Linked DNA regions of Homo sapiens: region 1 is linked to region 2. The links are chromatin loops, found by intact Hi-C in ENCODE. Cell type or tissue: PC-9. All regions are shown on one strand. Each heading gives the region's core, and the rest is flanking DNA. Links, peaks and the distances in the headings are about the cores only.

Evidence for each region. A loop is a pair of places that touch in the nucleus more often than their neighbours do. Peaks named below come from ENCODE experiments on the same cell type or tissue, not always from the same donor. Only the 100,000 strongest peaks of a DNase experiment are listed, where the experiment ranks them.
Region 1: a loop joins it to region 2, with 11 times the contacts of the local background. A loop is called at or near these places in 2 of 110 quality-filtered maps.

What each region holds. Positions count from the first base shown.
Region 1 is chr7:84,409,809-84,414,627 of GRCh38, forward strand. It overlaps a transcript of SEMA3A not described here. Among named protein-coding and RNA genes, the nearest start is that of LINC03017, 120 kb to the right of the region's middle. RefSeq lists an enhancer at 813-982. In PC-9, for the core only: no CTCF peak of the experiment used is centred there; DNase peaks (open chromatin) are centred at 2,633 and 2,993; H3K27ac peaks cover 2,139 bases.
Region 2 is chr7:84,526,871-84,531,689 of GRCh38, forward strand. It overlaps the pseudogene RPL7P30. Among named protein-coding and RNA genes, the nearest start is that of LINC03017, 3.2 kb to the right of the region's middle. In PC-9, for the core only: no CTCF peak of the experiment used is centred there; a DNase peak (open chromatin) is centred at 2,751; H3K27ac peaks cover 1,539 bases.

The sequences.
Region 1 (4,819 bases), core at 1,457-3,956, 120 kb before region 2:
TGAAACAAATTAATTTAGAAAGAAGTTATAAAACTTATGTACAAATTTTATTTATTAGATATTTATGCATTGCTTTCCACGTTTCTCCTATTGTGAGGTATAAAGTACAGAAATATGAATTTTACTGAAATAAATGTAAATTTTACTTAATCTTTTCTTAATAGCTTTCATTTTTGTTATTTGGAAAAATGATTCATAAGGATCACGTAGGGAGTAGCATTGGTTATAGTATAACTGATTTTAAAGAAAATTTTTCCATGGAGAAAGACAAAATTGAGTTGAAAATACAAGACTGTTAATTGTTTTGTTCCTGTATAAGAATCAACAAAAGTAAACTCATTGTTTCATCTTATGTTATGTAACTGTCTGCTCTTAAAGAAAAACACAAATTCACACAATCCTTTATACTTTCTATACAATAATTTACATGTATTTTATATATTTACCTTTATATTTATAAACATACACAATATATTTTTCATTTGTTGAGAATTGAGTGCAGTTTTTCATCAGGGGGTCATTTTCTTCTATAATTTTCAAGATAAAAGACATTCTTTTAATGTCAGCCTCATGCCTACATGGCTATGTTTTCTACTATTAAGCAAGCAACCTGGATTTAATTCCCAACCCAGATTGCACACTCCCCAGACTACTTGGTTCAACACCTGTAAAGAAGAAAATTACTTATGTTACATGAAAGCACCTATTTTAGTTTTAAGGAGAGGTGCTAGTTTCCAATAAAGGAATAGAGTGTATTTTTCTTTGTTTTCTGTTGGAAATGTAGTAGTTGTGGCCTTTCAGCAGAATATGTCAAGCCACCCCACAAAGAGTTCCTTTCCCAGTGTATTTATTGCTGCGTGCACCACCACATGTTTTTCGCATAAAGAAAAGAAAAATGCAGGTATTAGAGATTCTAATTATATGTTTCTACAAGCTGAATTAACACGGAAATGTCAAATTGCTTGGGGGAGCATTTAACCCTGTACCTCTAGAGCATTCCAAAGTATTTGTGTTTCTGTACACTTAGACTCTTAAAAGCTATTTGACCGTTTTCCCAGGGTATCTGCACCTAAGAGACTAACTAGCTTTATACTGACACAGTGACAACTATTAGATAGAACTTACTTCAGGTTTTTCTTGTTGTCGTTGTCGGGGGATTGTAACTTTTTATTCCACTCCAAATCTGAAGGTTTAAGATAGAGGAATATAAACTTTCAGTAGGTCAGTGTATTAGCAGATGTTTATATTGTCTGTGTGTTTGTGTATCTGTGTGTGGGTATATGTTTATGAGACAGAGGGAGAGAAAATCCAGCTAACTGTATCTTAGAAACATCAATGGAGAGGTAGAGAGATAGCATTCTTCTCCCACCCTGTAATACTTGATTTCTGGACTAGGAAAAAAATTGGTAGCGGTCCACTTGGGATTTTTTATAATATTGCAAAATGGCTATGATTATTAATTTATGTTTTAACAAATAACCACATTAAGGGATAAAGTAGAAAGCACAGTCATTGGAGCATAAACTTGAACAGGAATAATAAGACATTTTATTGTCAGCAGGGATTTATCTCTCAGGGATGCTAGAATGCTGGGTTTCCTTTGCTTACCATGAATTATTGATTCTATGTCCTGTTACTTCCATTATGGTGTTTCCAAAATATCAGCCTAACCAGTCTTTTGTATTAAACCTATTTCAAAAATAATAGACTACTAATATAATTGCATCAGTTTCTTAAAATATTGACATTTGGGTATAATTATATATATATATATTCATATTCTAGTATTATAGAAAAATAACTGAAAAAATGCAGTGGCCTCAAATATATTAACTATCTACATTTCAAAATCTGTGTAAACATTTTATTGAAAAATTTTTAGGCTTTTCCTTACGTATGTTGAGAAATTTTTTGGCATTTTTTATTTTCTCCTGGCAACATGAAACAGCTGGGTTTAAACAACAGTTTAGATTCAGGTTTGTTTTCTTTCTTTTTTCTTTCAAGAAGAGGTCATGGACCACCTGTAAACTGTATCTTGATGGATTAAATAAAACTTGTAAAATTGAATCCTGGTAATAAAGTAGATTCTATAAAATAGACACCTTGTATCTCTCTCCATTATTCCATTCTTTTGTGGTTCTTCCTTGATTCAAATGTGCACTTATTTTAACATATGTAATTTCTACAAATTCTACAACACTTCTTGCTTTCTTTCCTAAGACACCTATAGTGACTTTTCTTATTGTGCTGGGCAAACTTTGAACTCCTAGATGCCATTTATGACAGCTCAAAATGAATGCCTTGATAAGGCTACAAAGCAAAGTGGTGGTTTGAAAAGCCTATTGATGAAAGGTTGGCAGGGAGGCTGTGCTAACCACATACAAGGATCATGCATGAGGCTACAGGAGGTCACAGGTTTTTAAGGAGCATGGATCAAGCAGGGTCAGATTGGTTACAGCCAATTGCACAGCACATTCTTCTCCATTCATCCCCAGCTGCATCTCTAATTATGACCTACACAATCAGCGATGAAGCATTAAAAAGTGGAACTGTATTGTTCCATGGTGAGTGCTTAGCAAAAAAGCTGGAATTTGATACTTAGTCACAGTTTGCAAACAATGTGGTTGAACCACCTGAGGGGTCACATTTTTACATTCTGAGGCAATTTATTAGTAATGGTACATGTCAGTCAAAAATCCCCCTAAAGCTCTTTCATTACTAGCCATGACTTTGATACAGAAATGGTTCAAAGTAATAGGCAAATAAAACAAGAGCTAGATCATTTACAAAGAAGGATCACCACATTCCCTTTATCCTTTCCTGATGAGCAATCTTTGTAGTTGAGCTCTAAGTGGTATAAAGATTATACTGGATGGGTTATTTTGAAAGCAAGCCTTTTTATTTGTCAATGAGGGATTGTTAAAGCTTCTAAACTATTTCCATGATTTCTTCCATTTTAACTGAAAATATAAACAGAAGCAAACACTATGGTTGAGTCACTGCAACGACACTTCTCCCAGCTATAGTTTTTTAGATAGGAATGACTCAAGTTTACAAAGCTGGTATAAATTTGGAAAGAGTCCTGCATAAAGATGTTTCACAACTTCCTTCCAAAACACACACACACATACACACACACTCACACACACACATTCATACACAAATTTCTTTTTCAAGACAAATTTAAGGAATTCAACAAAAATTACTTTTCTATTTTTGGAAGGAAATACCACCTTTCATCAACAAATGCAACATTTTAGTAGTTTTAATTTTTCTATACATGCTTCTGGAATGATTACTATTATACATTTCTTTCTTCATCTACTGACTTCTATGTAGGAACTTACCCTTCATAACTGATGCAGTTATGACATCACAGGATGTATTATATGTGTAGAATAATGGTTCTATTGCCATAGCCTCTCTAAGTGAAGGTTTTTTAACAATGAAAGTCACATTCTTAAAGATTTTATAGGGTCCATTTTAAATCAATAACCAAAAAGTTAAAATAAGAAGTAGAATATACTGTAGAAAGCAGGCCGAGTGTGGTGCCTCATACCTGTAATCTCAGCACTTTAGGAGGCTGAGTCAGGAGGATTGCTTGAGCCCAGAAGTTTGAGACCAGCCGAGGAAACATGGCAAAACCCTGTCTCTACAAAAAACACAAAAGTTAGCTAGGTGTGATGGCATGTGCCTGTAGTCCCAGCTACTCAGGGGGCTGAAGTGGGAAGACCACCTGATTCTGGGAAATCGAGGCTGTGGTGAGCTGTGATCATGCCATTGCACGCTAGCCTGGGTGACAGGGTGTCAGAGTGAGACCCTGTGTCCAAAACAAACAAACAAACAAAAAAACACAAAACTTAGTAGTAGTAGTAGAAGTAAAAATCAATCAATTGAAATTGCGTATGTAGAGAGAAAAAACTTGAAAGCAGTCTAGACTTTATTCTATTTCTTTGTTTTATACTAGTCATTTTTAAAAAAGAAACAATAAATAATGGGATGTGTAGGAAAAATATAACGTAGTGAAAATAACTAAGATTTACAAATCATTTTTACATGCCAGGACATATAATCTGCAATTTAGATGTAGTATCTCAATTAATCCTCAAAGCAGTCCTATGCATCATTTGCCTCTCTAAAGCCTTATGAAGTATGTATTATTATTCCAAATTTAGAAGACAGAAAAATTAGATTCAAGGTCACATATACTGCTTCACCGTAAATTTCTGATTACTCTATTAACTGATACTTTATTAATCTTATAATAATATTTGTGGCTTAACCCCGCACCAACTTGAGCAATTTGATTCCAGTTTAAAAAGTAAATTATATATTTGTTTTCTTGTTTTATATTAAAAATAGTTTTCTAATCAATGTTCACCATTTTTGTTTGAAATCTGGAAGCTATGCACCTGTGTATGAACATCTATGCATATATCTTTTGATCCCACTCTTAAACTCCCCTAACCATTTCCATTGCCCATAAACATTAACATTTTAGAGTGAAAAATTTGGTTGTGTAAACATTAATGTAATAATTAACTCAACAAAAGTAATCAGCACATGATAAATAATTGGCTAAAAGTAAAAAAAAAAAAAAAACAGTATTGTTATGTAGCCTCAAAGCAACACCCCACAAATGGCTTGATAAATACGTGCAATGAAATGAAACTTTACAATGGAAATTCTCACAGAAATCACCTTCACCAACAGGCTGAATTTGGCATCTTCTAAGAAGACACAAATGGTCATTATGTGATTCTAGTATAATAGGAAGTACACAACATCACGTGTAGTATTCTTGTCAAAGTTGTTTAAC
Region 2 (4,819 bases), core at 1,429-3,928:
ATATCAGCTTACATTTTATAAAACAAACATGGATATAAAAATTTCTGGGAAGATATACAATCTGTTGATTTTAAAAAGTAATGATCAGACATCTAATACTAGAAATAACTCTCTGTTATAAAACTTAGTTGTAACATATTGCACATTTACTTCACTCCTTTTCTGAATTATTATTATTATTTTTTGCTGGGAGCGAAAAATGCTTGATAATTAAATGCAAAATGCTTTAACATCTACTGAGTGTTAAGGTAGAATTAACAAAACATTTACGGCTTACGTAAAGCCAAATTTATTTGCAGTCTTTCTACTGGCATCAGGCAATCAAAAAGATAAAAAATATCAGTGATGTGATAAAGGCTGTAGCTCAGGAACCCATATAAATGTTTTGTTAATTCTACCTTAACACTCAGTAGATGTTAAAGTATTTTGCATTTAATTATCAAGCATTTCTCTTTCCCAGCTAATAATAATAACAATTTAGAAAAAGAGTGAAGTAAATGTGCAATATATTACAACTAAGTTTTATAACAGAGAGTTATTTCTAGTATTAGATGTCTGATCATTACTTTTTAAAATCAACTTTGTATACCGCAATGAAAAGAATTTTGAAACTAAATGTAGCTCAAAGAATACCTCTTTCTTGGTTTTGCTCCATTGATCATAGTTTCCTTATTAAGCATAGGAAGTTGTGCTTGGAGTTGCCTTAAATTGTGTCATGTCAATCAAATTGAGTTTAGGAGGAAAATGTTTTGAAATACTAAAATAAATGGAAATAAAACCTTAAAGAGTCTCCTCTTCATGCACTGCGTGTTATCCTCCTGATAATACCACAGAGCTTATGTCAAACTCTGCGGACCTGCTCCAGAGGTACGTCTAGCCCACAGTGTGTGAGCAGTGAAGTTTGGGCACTCTTAGAGTTTGAACAGATAAACTTCGGAAGTTCAGTGAATCATTTCAGCCAACGTGGAAATGTCAGTAGCTGAAATCTTAGTAAAAACAATAAGTAGTCTGAAATACTAAACTCACATGAAAATTTGTTTTCACTTTAAACATATTTTTTGGCTTTTTGTACATCGAATACAGGTCATATCTGTTGCCTATATACTTGTAGATTAAAAAAAAAAACAACGATGTCAGCACTGCAAACTATAATTGTGATCAACATATATGATGGGTATAGTTGCTTTTTCTTTTTGAAAGCAGACACTGTTTATTCCAGGTTACAAAAATAATCACAGCAAACACCTTAGTTCATCCTTCTAAGGCTTTTGATCTGGTCTTCCCTGTTGTCAGCATCTCCGCCTTCTACAAAATGAGTGGTCTTTTTCTTTATTGAACATCCTGGAGAGGATGATTTGAAGGGCCACAGGGAGTTATCTGTTTCTTTGAAGCATTTTCTAACAGTACAGATCTCATGAATGAGGTACTACATGCTGATGATGTCATATTTACCAAGAGATCGACCAAAGTGTTAACTGTCAAGGCAATTCACTTCTTACTGATTTTGCCATAATCATGCTTATAGATTAGTTCATTTACTGACTTCAGGTTCGGGTACTCCCATGCAAAATAGGGTTCTACAATTCTCAGCATGTTAATTGAAGCCTCGTTGAGGTTAAAAATTTCCTTTCAAGACCTGATGAAGGCAAAGAAGCTGGAATACCTTTTGGACCTTTGTACTCATACCGTTAATACTTCTGATCCTGATGACAAATGTCAATTTGGGTTCAGCAGGTACATAGAAGTTGTCAGTTTTTCTTGCCATCCTATCCAATCAAATATCAGTTCTATACATTTGCCTATATTCTTTGGAACAGTGCTTCACTTTTTCATAAGTTTCCTCCTTGCCTTCAGAAGCATCTTTTGGGTTAAACTTTTTTCTCAGGCATTTGATCTTCAGGACTGCAAAATTCCTTCACTTTTTCTTAAGAGTTTCTGGCACAGCAGGAACCTTCTTCTTCCCTTTGATATCCTTCTTGATTCCAGCCAGAAAGGAGTGGTTGCTTTTTCCCTTTAAGAAGTTGTCATTTTTTCAAAGCATTGAATTAAGTATTTCCATGGTGGTAAGAAATACAGAGAGGGCCTGAAAATTCACTGACAAGGCAAAAAGTTGACAGTTGTTTGTGGGCAAGCATCTTTTTCTTAAATAAAAAGTGTGAGTTAAAGAAATGAGCAAAAGATGTAGGTGAGCCAGATGGATACAACTTTCATTTTATGTTTTTCTCACACCTGTATAAAACATTGTTCTAGTTCAAGGTATTGGTGTGAATATTCAAGTCCCAATCAAGCCACCCCAGAATGTTAAGATTAATAATGCATGTCAAATAAGAACAGCAAACATTATGGATCCAGGTGTAAATGTTATTTGTCTTGTTTCTAGCTTTCCTGAGTATTTTTTTCTTTCTCTGCCAATTAACTTTTTTTTTTTTTTACAGGAAGTAATCTTTTATTCCATTGGTGAGATGTGTTTCTAATCTTTCACTCCATGCAGAATAGCACCATTAAGGAAACTTAACTTTCTTTTCTTTTTTTGAGATATAGATTTTTTTTTAAGCCACAGGTTTAATGTGCTGCCCTTGACCTGAGAAGAAAATCTTGGATTTGTCTTTAGAGGAGGGATTTTGCTATGCCCCAGGGTGTTTATGACCAAAGCACATATTTGCTTCCTTCGTCACTGCTGTGAGGTTATCATGTGCAACTGGGTTAAACAAATAAAAAATACATTCCTATCACACACACACCTCTGAGTCCAGATAAAACAAAAGAACAGGACCATAAATGTCATCATTAGCTTGATTTCATGTATATGTACATATATTAAATGTGTGTTTGGTATGTACATATTTGACAATGAGTCGAAAAATATTCTACTATCATCTTTAATAACTCTTATGTAAGCAAAATGTGGCATGAAGTGATGTGATCCAGAACTCTGAGTAATCCCAGCCACAGTTTACTAGGATTTTCAGTAGTTATTGAGGCCTATGAATGTGTGTAGCTTTTCTTTAAGTCCTTCTGAAAACAGGTCTGTCCTTGAGGTGTCAGATTAACACTCCACTCAGAAGACAAATTGTTTGTGGGCACACTGGACATATGAGAGCCATTAGAGAGTGTGCTCTGCATTCTTGAAAAATGAAAAATTCTAGGCAACATTACATCTTATAAATGCAAGATGTTTATTATTACAGTACCAGCAATAAATGTTTAGAAACTGGAGAGGGCTCACAATGGTCCTGACTAGGAACATATGCCTATCAAGTTCATTGGAAGCGGAGCCATTGCTTTTTGGCATTAAGCAAAGGGTCTGGAAGCTATTATGCATTTAGGCTTCTATGAGTATTTAATTATATCAATAGGAGAACACAATTTCTGTTGTGTGTATAGTGCTGAATGTCTCCATTTATTCATGTTACTGTGCGTGATAGATGAGTTTAAACCAGATGCTGTAACTTTCTTGCTATTTGGCCAAATTATTTAAATCATATTCTTTGAAAATTCAGAAAATACCCTCCTGAACATCATTAAGGAAACTTCACCCATGGAATCTGTTTACAGACTTTTCTAAGGACGCTATACAAATTAACACACACACACACACACACACACACACACAACTGTGTATAAACATTTCCACCCCTTGATGTAAACTAATATATACTACTATATTGATCTTACCCTTATGCACTTTTCCAGGTCTGTCTTTTCTACCTTTCAATGATGCTTGCTTGAATATGTGATTACTACTGTTTATTTTATATTTGCCCCTGCACACTCAGACATTACCTAATGATGCAATCCAAAGTTTTTTGTCTGGTAGCTTTCTTTTTATATGACTGCAGTTAAGATATGGGCTCTGGTCCTCTTCTACTGTTTTTGATAAAGGTGATTTTACATTTAGAGTATAACATCTTTTAAAGAAACCCATTCCTATTTTGAATAAAATAAATACATTTTATATGTAAACTAACACTTTGCCTAGCACCTAGAATAATCAATAACTTACACATAGTAAGGACACAAAAAATATATATCAATTGAACGACTGATGAATGAGCTTATGAAAGCCTCCAAACAAAAGAAAAAACAATAAATATACAAGTATTTCCTAAGTAGTCGTTTTCTACCATAAAGTATTTCTTTTATTTTTATTTTTTAAATGGACAGATACAATGTCATGCATTTACCATATACAACATGATGTTTTCCATGTATAAATCCATAGGAGGTAATGCATTTGTTAATTAGCTATATTGAACCATTACTATGTAATTCTGATTTAAGTAAGGTTTTTGTTCTTGAATTGTTCTGTTGGCCTATTGGCTTGGGAGGAACCATTGTTGGGATTTGGAATTTATAATTCCATTTAAGTTTATACTTTATTCAAGCTTCTGGATCATTACTACCCGATAGGTAATGCTGGTCATTATTTTTTAGGCATGTGCTGTGCCCACATATTTCTTATCTTTTTTGTGGCTTCAGATACATGATCTATTTGTTCCATTTGCAGTTCTTTATTACTGCATGACAGACTCCATGACAGAGAGTATCTTGGGAGACTGAAAACAACAAGCTCTGAAGTCAGATTTAGCAATAGCAATAAGTTGCCTCATTTCTAAAATAAGAATAATTGTATTACTTGGGTAATTACTTTGAAAAATATAGAAATAATGAATATAAAGGAGCTACCAACATAAATATTATAAATTAGACTCCTTCATTAGGTAAGCTACCAGTAATATCTCCTAGAAAACAATCATCACCAATCGTCTTTGGGCTCTGAATGGGTATAATTTTGTCATGGTGCACACAATATTACTTA